Regions from separate parts of the Homo sapiens genome. Here region 1 is linked to region 2. A link is an interaction called in ENCODE POLR2A ChIA-PET data of the cell type or tissue named here. Cell type or tissue: MCF 10A. All regions are shown on one strand. Links, peaks and the distances in the headings refer to the core of each region. The heading gives the core; the rest is flanking DNA. Region 1 overlaps PIK3CB (phosphatidylinositol-4,5-bisphosphate 3-kinase catalytic subunit beta). Region 2 has its middle 29 kb from the start of PIK3CB.

Region 1 (5,376 bases), core at 203-5,202, 89 kb after region 2:
GTGACCTTCCTGCTCAGCTTGGAGATGACTTTGCCCACAGCCTTGGCAGGCAGCACCAGTAGGTGCAGGAGTGATGTAAAATAATTTTGTGGCCATGTTTTAAAATCATCCCAGGTTGTGACAGCAGTGCTGTTGATCGTGTAATCACAATTTTTTTAAGCTACTTTTCAATACTTTGTTAGATTATTTAGATTCTTTTTTTTTTTTTTTTTTTTTGAGGTAGAGTCTCACTCTGTCACCAACAATGGAGTGCAGTAGCATGATCTCAGCTCACTGCAATGTCCGCTTCCCAGGCTCAAGTGATCCTCCTACCTCAGCCTCCCAAGTAGCTGGGACCACAAGTGCATGCCATCATGCCTGGTGTGTTTTTGGTAAAGACAGGGTTTTACCATGTTGCCCATGCTGGGGTTTTGTTTGTTTGTTTGTTTGTTTGTTTGTTTTTTGAGACAGGGTCTCACTCTGTCGCCCAGGCTGGAATGCAGTACCACAATCACAGCTCACGGCAATGTCTGCCTCCCAGGCTCAGGCGATCGTCCCTCAGCTTCCTGAGTAGCTGGGACTACAGGTGTGTGCTACCACGCCCAGCTAATTTTTGTATTTTTTGTATTTTTTTGTAGAGGCAGGGTTTTGTCAAGTTGCCCAGGCTGGTTTCGAACTTCTGGCCTCAAGGGATCCTCTGCCTCGCCCTCTCACAGTACTCGAATTACAGGCATAAGCCACCACTCCCGGCCTTAGATTCTTAAAGCTTTCTTTCCTTGCTAATGTTTTATCCAAAACATTTTTAATCCCTTGAGAGTATTCCCATAGTTTCCAGAAGAAAAAGGTATGGGTTGGTTTTAGTAGCTACGTTCAGTCAGGAAACATTTTAAATTATTAACTGTTATACTAATGGTATGAAATGGATACTAATGTCATTTTTCTTTCTTTCTTTTTTTTTGTTGAGATGGAGTTTTGCTCTTATCGCCCAGGCTGGAGTGCAATGGTGCAATCTCCACTCAGTGCAACCTTTGCCTCCGGGGTTCAGGTGATCCTCCTGCCTCAGCCTCCTGAGTCGCTGGGATTACAGGCACACGCCACCACGCCCGGCTAATTTTTGTATTTTTAGTAGAGACTGGGTTTCACCATGTTGGCCAGGCTGGTCTTCAACTCCTGACCTCAGGTGATCCACCCACCTCAGCCTCCCAAAGTGCTGGGATTACAGGTGTGAGCCACCGCGGCTGGCCAATGTATGCTTTTTAATTTAAAAGAATGCTATATTTGAGGGTTTTGAAACGAAATATAATTTATTAGCTTATAGGGTGATGTTATAACTTAAATACAGGACAGTATCCAAAAGCTGTCCTGTTAATGCATAACAGATAAAGATTTCAGATCTTTTGGGATCTTAGACATAGTAACATGTGATTAATTATTATATTCCAAACCATGTAACTCCCAGTACTCATCCCATTATGCACAGGTCATAGGCTGGGGCAGTGAGGCAGTGAGGGGGTTTCATGACAGCAACATTGTGGTGCTGCCTCAACTTTTTAGATGACATAGCCTGATCCCCAGACACTGCAGTCCCACACCTTAAGAAGTTCAGGCGGGTACTCTGTATTTCCCTTTTCCAGTATTCCATCCTCATCCCTTCTGGTTGAGGCTCTGGGAGGTCGAGGTAAAAAACACTGCAATCATTCAGAGAACAGACATGCCTCCGCTAGTCTCTCACTAGACCTAACTGCTCTGGTACAGGCTGGATTGCAAATTGCTTCGTTTTGTTTTGTAATTACCTCATCTCCCAATCAAGTGTGTGATATGGTATCTTAAACAGAATAAGTACTTATTAAATATTCATTTCCTTGAAATTCAGTTGTTTTCCCACTTTGTCCCTCTGCAGTTTTCTTCTCTTCCTCTTTTTGATCAAGGCCTAGCACTGAGATGACATTATCAGCCTGCCTCTCTGGACTCTCTGTGTCCTCTAGAGAGAATAACCAGTGAAAGAAGACTTGGCATCAAGGACAGATACTTCTTCAGTTTTTCTTAGTCTTTTCCCTCTCAATTTACAGTCCATAGTGAGGGAGAAATGAAAGCTACACACAGAAGCATTTTGTCATTCATGGGTGGATAGCTTAGGAAGAAAATTGGTCTCCAAGGAAAAGGTTTAAAACAGACAAACAAATGATAAGTACTTGCCAGACCAAACTTAAACCATCATGCAAAGGAGTAATCCTGAAATTACTTGGGATAAATGCCAGCCTTTATTGGATGCTCTTTTAATTTTTACATATTATGACTTATTTTCAAAATGACAGCAGACAGAAATAACTAAAAGAATTCAAAGCCTGGAATAGTGCATTTTCTACAGCTGTAAGCTATTTAAAATTCTTCTCATGTTACTGTTTGCTATCCAGATGGCTTTCTGGCACTGGTTCAGTTCCTAGATGTGAGAGCTGTTGGTTAGTTACTCACCAGCACCACCACACACTTGTACAATTTGGCTCATGACTCACTCTCATTGCAATTACATGTGGGTACTCTGCTACACAAACAGTCATTCCTGATTGTCATGATGGTACTTGTAAACAAGAACCAGAATTGATTGGATACCATTTCTAGAAGGAAGATTTGTTGACATTCAAAAGCACCCACCTCAGTTAGTCTATTGGACCCATTGCCACTCATTGGAGTGAGAAACAGAAGCAGTCATCTAGACAATGAAACTTTTGTCTAAAATATATACTTGAATGATAGGTGCAAAAGTGTATCCAGTGAGCCACAATTATTTGGATATTTGCTTTGCTCCCATACTGTTACCTAAAGTGATTAAAAAACAAAACAACCCCCACCTCTTACAAAAGAAGTCAGATGGTGGTAGGAGGTTTGGGAGAGGGTTGCTATCTGAAAGAGACAAACAAGGAGTCTCCTGAGATGCTGGCAGTGTTCTTTGTCTTAACCTGGATAGTGGTTTGCTTTGCAATAGGTATTTGCTTTCCAAAAATTCATTGAACTGTACAATTACATGTTGGGTATTTTTGTTTATGCGTTATTAGCAAAAGTGTTTAAAAACAGAAAATGCTCTCCTGTAATGTAGGAGAATTCCCTTAGTTATATCTTCAAAGGCTAGAGAAGGTCTCTATGTTAATGTAGTAGATATTGGTCTTTGGTAGTCTTTGTCCTATTAATTTTATCTATTTAGGGAAATAATCATTTTTACCTTAAAACGTGGTTATTGTCAAACAGTGATTGGAATAGCTTAACACTTAATGATAGTTCCCATGTCCCAAATACTGTTCACTTGAATGGGTTTCAGCAAGGGGTGGAGAGGGTGAGGAGAGAAGACTGTGGGGATGAAATACATTTCTCCTGGAAATACATATATCCATTTGGAATAACTTATCTTGTTGATGTTAGGGGTAAACACGGTCGAACATTTAGATTAGAAAAGAGGAAGGTAGACTAAAAACTAGAAATCTGAAGAGTTTTATTAGCATTGCTTAATAAAAAATTATGTGTTTGGAAGAAGACCATTTAATTTTTAAATTTTTTTTCCATTTCAAGGACTGTATTAAGTAACTTAAAATGGCATATTTTAAAGAGGCTAGCTGTATATTTTGGAATAATAGAGTGATATGACTTTTATTAAATTTTTTTCATCAGCCCTTTTAGTTTGATGAAATAATACCAATAATGTCCTCCCTCTCCACTGAAATACCAGTGTTATGGATTATATGTCTAAATTTATCTTTATACTTTTTTTTTTCTTTGACAGTATCTCACTCACTCTATCGCCCAGGCTGGAGTGTAGTGGCGTGATCTCAACTCACTGCAACCTCTGCCTCCCAGGTTAAAGTGATTCTCCTGCCTCAGCCTCCCAAGTAGGTGGGCGCCTGACAACACGCCTAACTAATTTTTGTATTTTTAGTAGAGAAGGTTTCACCATGTTGGCCAGGCTGGTCTTGAACTCCTGACCTCAAGTGATTCGCCCACCTCAGCCTCCCAAAGTGCTGGGATTACAGGCGTGAGCCACCGTGCCTGGGCTGTGGTTTAGAAATACTAATGAACACATACATATTAAGAATAAATAGCTGGGCCTGTAATCCCAGCACTTTGGGAGGCCAAGGCAGGTGGATCTCTTGACGTTAGGAGTTCGAGACCAGCCTTACCAACATGGCAAAAACTCATCTCTACTAAAAATACAAAAAAAGTAGCCAGGCACGGTGGCAGGCAACTGTAGTCCCAGCTACTTGGGAGGTTGAGGCAGGAGAATCACTTGAACCTGGGAGGCTGAGGTTGCAGTGAGCCAAGATCACACCACCGCATTCTAGCCTGGGCAACAGAGCAAGACTCCATCTCAAAAAAAAAAAAAAAAAAAAGAGAATAAATAGCCGGGTGCTTTGGCTAATGCTTGTAATCCCAAAACTTTGAGAGACCGAGGTAGGAGGATTGCTTGAGCTCAGGAGTTCAAGCTCAGCCTGGGGAATATGTAGCGAAACCTTGTCTCTAGTAAAAAAAAAAAAAAAAAATCAAAAGAATGATGTGGGTGTGGTGGTGTGTGCTTACAGTCCTAGCTACTCAGGAGGCTGAGGTGGGAGAATTGCTGGAGCCTGGGAGGTCAAGGCTGCAGGGAACCATGATCGTGCCACTGCATTCCAGCCTGGGCAACAGAGTAAGACCCTGTCTCAAAAAAATAAATAAATAAAATAAAATAATTTTTAAAAATACAGAATAAATTGCTAAGTTCTAACCTAAGTCCTTCCTTTGGACCCACTCAAAGTGTCTGGAACAATAGAACTTTAAAAGAGTGTATAAACTGTATGCCATCATTAAAGGCACGTTGAATAAAAGAAACATTTATTTTATAGTTACTTTTGAACTGTATGAGTGTCTTTCCTTCCACCCTTAATTGCCGCGCATTAGGTTATACTTGCAGTTTTTTCTTTTAACTTTAAACACAGTTCTAATTCTAATGTGTATATTAGTTTATATTTGGATTTTTTTCATGTTATTTCTAAACATTGCCACATATTCTTGATAAACATGATTTTAAATGAGTGCACCAAGTGGATGCCATCAGGTGGGTCTGTTATTTTTTTAAATTTTTCATTTTTATATATTTTGCTTTATACATGAAACTTTTTCTGTATTCAGGTTTGTAAATAGGTACATTCCAGAACTGGAATTACCAAGTTATTCAAGGCTCAGTGCCTATTTGCAAATTTTTTTTTTTTTTTTTTTGAGACTGAGTCTTGCTCTGTTGCCCGTGCTGGAGTGCAGTTCTGCAAACAGGGTTCACTGTAGCCTCCACCTTCTGTGCTCAAGAGAAAGAGATCCTCCTCCCTCAGCCTCTCGAGTAGCTGGGACCACAGGCATGTGCCACCACACCCAGCCAATTTT
Region 2 (5,376 bases), core at 271-5,270:
ACAGGCGTGAGCCACCACGCCCAGCCCGCTTTATCTTATTTTTTAATTTTTCTTTTTCTTTTTCTTTTTTTTTGTTTTTTTGTTTGTTTGTTTGTTTTTTTGAGACAGAGTCTTGTTCTGTCACCCAGGCTGGAGTGCAGTGGCATGATCTAGGCTCACTGCAACCTCTGCCTCCAAGGTTCAAGCAATACTTGTGCCTCAGCCTCCCAGGTAGCTGGGATTATAGGCATGCACCACCATGCCCAGGTAATTATTTTGTATTTTTAGTAGAGACATGTTTCAACAAGTTTCACCATGTTGGCCAGGTTAGTCTCAAATTCCTGACCTCAAGTGACCTCCCATCTCGGCCTCCCAAAGTGCTGGGATTATAGGTGTAAGCTACTGTACCTGGCCTATTTTTTAAATTTTTCGAGATAGGGTCTTGTTCTATTGCCCAGGCTGGAATGCAGTGGCAGGATCACAGCTCACTGCAGCCTCAAACTCCTGGCCTCAAGCAATCTTCCTGCCTCAGCTTCCTGAGTAGCTGGGACTACAGGCACATGCCACCATGCTAATTATTTTCATTTCATTTCTTTTCTCTTTTTTTTTTTTTTGTGGGAATGGGGTTTCACCATGTTGCCTAGGCTGGTCTCCAACTCCTGGGCTCAAGCAATCCTCCTGCCTCAGTCTCCCAAAGTGCTTGGATTACAGTTCTAAGCCACTGTGCCCAGCCCTCTTCCTGTTTTTGGTACCCAGCTGCCCAGATAGTATGCTGAACACCACCCACTCCATATCCAGCACCAGAAGACAGCAGAATGACCTTAGTTTATAATGGCAAAAGAAATGCCCAGTTGAGCCCAGCCCAAATTGATGCCGACACAGAATGGCAAGTTAAATAGTTGTAGTTTACAGCACTACATTTGGGGCTAGTTTGATGTTATTTCTATTTTGTTAAAATAGGTGTGCACAATCCCAGCACTTTGGGAAGCCAAGGCAGGCAGATCACCTGATGTCAGGAGTTCAAGACCAGCCTGGCCAACATGGTGAAACCCTGTCTCTACTAAAATACAAAAATTAGCCAGGCATGGTGGTGGGCACCTGTAACCCAGCTACTCAGGAGGCTGAGGCAGCAGAATCGCTTGAACCCAGGAGGTGGAGGTTGCGGTGAGCCAAGATCGCGCCACTGCACTCCAGTCTGGGTGACAGAGCCAGACTCCGTCTCAAAAAAAAAAAAAAAAAAAATGGTATGCACATATAGAAGGAAAGTAGCATTGCTGTTTATACAAAAGAGAACTCACAGCCTTCTCTTTACCTGTGATGAAATTCAGGCAAAGAGACCTCTTGGCTAGGCAAGACTTACCATGGTCCCAACTACCAGCACAGGAAAAAATATATTGCAGAGAAAAGTTGTTTAAACAGTAAGGAAAATAAAGCCAGGCACAGTGGCTCATTCCTGTAATTCCAGCACTTTGGGAGCCTGAAGTGGGAGGATTGCTTGAGCCCAGGAGTTGGGGACCAGCCTGGAGAACACAGGGAGATCCCATCTCTACAAAAACCTTTAAAAATTAGCCAGGCTGGGGCGCCGTGGCTCTCGCTTGTAATCCCAGTACTTTGGGAGGCCGAGGAGAGCGGATCACTTGAGGTCAGGAGTTCAAGACCAGTCTGACCAACATGGTGAAAACCCATCTCTACTAAAAATATGCAAATTAGCCGAGCCAGGCCGGGCGCAGTGGCTCACGCCTGTAATCCCAGCACTTTGGGAGGCCAAGGCGGGCAGATCGCCTGAGGTCGGGAGTTGGAGATCAGCCTGACCAACATGGAGAAACCCCATCTCTACTAAAAATACAAAAAATTAGCTGGGCATGGTGGCGGATGCCTGTAATCCCAGCTACTAGAGAGGCTGAGGCAGGAGAATTGCTTGAACCCCAGAAGCAGACATTGCAGTGAGCTGAGATCGTGCCATTGCACTCCAGCCTGGGCAACAAGAGTGAAACTTCATCTCAGAAAAAAGAAAGAAAGAAATAATTAGCTGAGCCGGGGGTGGTGGCAGGAGCCTGTAATCCCAGCTACTCAGGAGGCAGAGACTGGGAGGCGGGGGTTACAGTGAGCCAAGATAGTGCCATTGCTCTCCAGCCTGGGTGACAGAGCAAGACTGCATCTCGAAAAAAAAAAAATTAGCTGGGTTGAGTGATACGTGCCTGTAGTCCCAGCTATGCAGGAGGCTGAAGTAGGAGGATCGCTTGAGGCAGGAAGGTAGAGGTTGCAGTGAGCTAAGATGGTGCCACTGCACTCCAGCCTGTGTGAGAGAGTGAGGCCCTGTCTCAAACACCAAAACAAAACAAAAAACACAAAATTATATGAACAAAATCACCCAACACAAATTTCTTCCCAAAGATGAAACTCTTTCTTCTGAGAGGCCCTAAACATGGCTGTTCAGCCACTATGAACTAATAAAGTTACACAGTGCTTGAGACCTGCTCTGGGTTATTTTCTGTGTTTCCAAGTCGAGTTAGGCTGGCTGATGCAACCCAATCCTGCCATCTCTTCACTAGCCATGAGTATCAGGTTGGCATGTGGAGTATACCTTCCTCAAAGGAATCAGTACCCGGTTGACCAGATCCCCACAGTGTTTCTCACTGTCTCCCATGAGTCACCAGGGCACACTCTGCATTTACAGCCCCGCCCATAACCAAGAAAGCTCTTCAGTTTCCTAGCTCCCTTCCCTGGCTTCTGCAGTAAGGTGTGACATTGACAATTATAATCTGGTACTTAGCCCTGTGGCTTCTGCTCTGTGCCAACCCTGGCTTTAGACAACCCTATGAAATCCTACAAAGGGTGGCATATCTGGCTGAAACCTCCCAGTGGGGGAAGGAAGGAGGGTTTAAGACAGCACTTTACTCAGTCTCCATGTAAATGAGCCCTTCCTGCAGGGGCCAGGGCCTCCTCAGTTTTCTGGGTCGGCATTGGACTTTGGACATTGGAACTGTCAGCAAGCCCTCTCACAGGAAAGGTGTTTGCCTTCCCAGTGGCAAACAGTCTATTATTCTAAACTTGGACGTGCTAGGACTGACTCATCCCTCCCTTGCGGCATCGATACTCGGTATCAGGCCACAGCCTAGCTGCAAAATCTCAGCTGGCTGGTAGTTTTCCCTCCTTCTCCGCCCACCCTGCTTCAACACGGTCCTTGATGCCAATCTCAAATTTCCCTGGTGGCTCAGCGCCCCAATTCAGCACTGAAGTTTTTACTTTTTTGCTTTCCCACACAAGCAAATATTTGTTAGTAATTTCCCAGCTCTTCATACTCTTGTGATTTCTTTAACCCACCTTTTGTAACCCGCTTTCCCTCTGCTCCAGGGTCTTGGTCATTACCTCTTCTAACTCAATTACATGACTTTCTTTTTTCCCACTTCCTCTTTCCTTCCATTGTTATGCAGGCGGAGGGGAGGGTGCTAAATGCACAAAAAGGAGAATTGGATTAGGTAGCAGGATATCTCACTGCTCTCTTCCTGGTTCTGCCCTGACCCTGAGTTCTCACTTTAATAAGCCGCACACCCACTCCACATGCTGTCTTCCCACTTGCAATGAGCCAGCAGTGTGGGAGAAATCAGTAAGAGTGCCTTGGCAGTGGCTCTGACGGAGGGTGGGGTGGATTCTGGGAGAATTCAAAGGTGGTGGCACCTTGTTACCATTTACTCAGGTGAGCTGGAGATTCTGATATTACAAAACAACAAACTCGACAGAAAGGAAGAAAACAGTAATGTTGGGAAGAAAAACAGTTTGGTTCAGGGATGTCAATGCTGGGAAAATTTGTATAAAATATCTGTCTGGAACTAGTCTTTCAAATAATGACAATCATTCTTTTGAGGGGACAGACACCCCTTGGAAAATCTGATGAAGGATATAGACTCCAGAAAATCACCGGGAAAATGTATATAAATGAAGTCAGGCACAGTGGGGTGCCTCTGTAGTCCCAGCTGCTGGGGAGGCTGAGGCGGGAGCCTCCTTGAGTCCTAGAGGCACACGAACGCCTTTAGGAAGCGGGTATAAGGAGCAGAGAACTGTAAGCAGGGCTTCCCTTCTTTGTAAATCTCATCTAGAGTTCAGGGCAGTTCAGAGAAAGCATTCATTTGTTCATTCATTCAACAAGTAACTCTTTGAGAAACTTCCAAGTGTCAAGCCCCATGCTGGGCCACATTGTGAGGCAGAAGGAGGTGAATCAGACACAGTGCCTGCTCCCGGGACACTCACGGTCTGGTGGGGGATACCAAGATAGAACAGGCAATGAGTGTACAGTGATGGCAGAGGTAGCAGAGAGAACTGTGGGAGCCTGGGGGTGGGGGCAGGGGCAGAACTACTTCCTACAGTTCCCTCTTCCCACAGCAATCTGGTCCTATACCTCTCTGACTACAAAGCAAAACAGTTAAAAAAAAAAAAAAAATCCAAGTATTCCCTGAGGTGCTACTCTGAGCTGTCCATGTCAGAGCTCTCACCCACACTGTGGCCCCATCCAGCTTTCACCTCTCAACTGGGATGGAGCCTGTGAACCCTCTCTCTCCTCACAGGCTCCCCAGGGTGCTGCCAAAGGCCTCACAGCCAACATACCCCCTATACCATCAAGGGCAGCTCCTCCTCCCCAGACCAGCTTTTGAATAAATTACCAACCCCCTTTGCACTTCCTTCTTTCTGTGCTTAAACCTTATTCATTTTATTTATTTATTATTATTATTTTAGACACACAGTCTCACTCTGCTCCCAGGCCGGAGTGCAGTGGCGTGATCATAGCTTATCGCAGCCTTGAACTCCTGGGCTCAAGCGATCCTCCCACCTCAGACTCTGGAGTAACTGGGATTACAGGTGTGAGCCACCATGTACAGCTCCTATTCCTTTTAATAGTTGAGCTGCAGGGAAATAAGGAGTAATGAAAATAGCTAGCTTTAAGGAAGTTAGAGATTTGCAAGAAACCTGAAGTGTCCTGGTAAGAGCTGGTCCTTTTATTCACAGCATCCAAAGGCTGGGGCTGGGCTGGGCTTCCTTACACTTCTTCCCTGACTTCTCCCTTCTTAGGGGTTTTAGGGGAAAGCATCCAGCTCCAAGTTTGGGCATCAGCAATCCTGCCTGTTGGCTGCTACCAATGTTGGATGCTAGGCTGCATCTGCTTATCCTAGCTGCTTCCCTAGCACTGGCTTCTGCCAATGGCCCCTAAGTATCCCTTTCATGGCTCCAGCTGTTCCTCTTACCTTCCTGGGTTCAGCTCTATCACTCTGGGAGGGAGAAAAGTTCCCTTCCTCTTTGTTCTTTGAAGAGTGCTACCCAGGGCTTCAGGTCCTCTTGTCCTGGTTGACATTCACCAATCCCAAAAGTTTCTCTGGCCAGGAGTGTTGGCTCATACCTGTAATC

What was found. Peaks named below come from ENCODE experiments on the same cell type or tissue, not always from the same donor. Only the 100,000 strongest peaks of a DNase experiment are listed, where the experiment ranks them.
Region 1: POLR2A ChIA-PET joins it to region 2 with 11 read pairs; 7 of 35 experiments call an interaction of 5 or more read pairs at or near these places.

Annotation. Positions count from the first base shown.
Region 1 is chr3:138,771,763-138,777,138 of GRCh38, reverse strand. The region is part of intron 2 of PIK3CB (phosphatidylinositol-4,5-bisphosphate 3-kinase catalytic subunit beta); the gene reads left to right. Among named protein-coding and RNA genes, the nearest start is that of PIK3CB, 60 kb to the left of the region's middle. In MCF 10A, for the core only: no CTCF peak of the experiment used is centred there; a DNase peak (open chromatin) is centred at 2,438.
Region 2 is chr3:138,860,800-138,866,175 of GRCh38, reverse strand. No RefSeq gene overlaps it. Among named protein-coding and RNA genes, the nearest start is that of PIK3CB, 29 kb to the right of the region's middle. RefSeq lists enhancers at 2,495-2,789, 2,866-3,407. In MCF 10A, for the core only: no CTCF peak of the experiment used is centred there; DNase peaks (open chromatin) are centred at 2,615 and 3,045.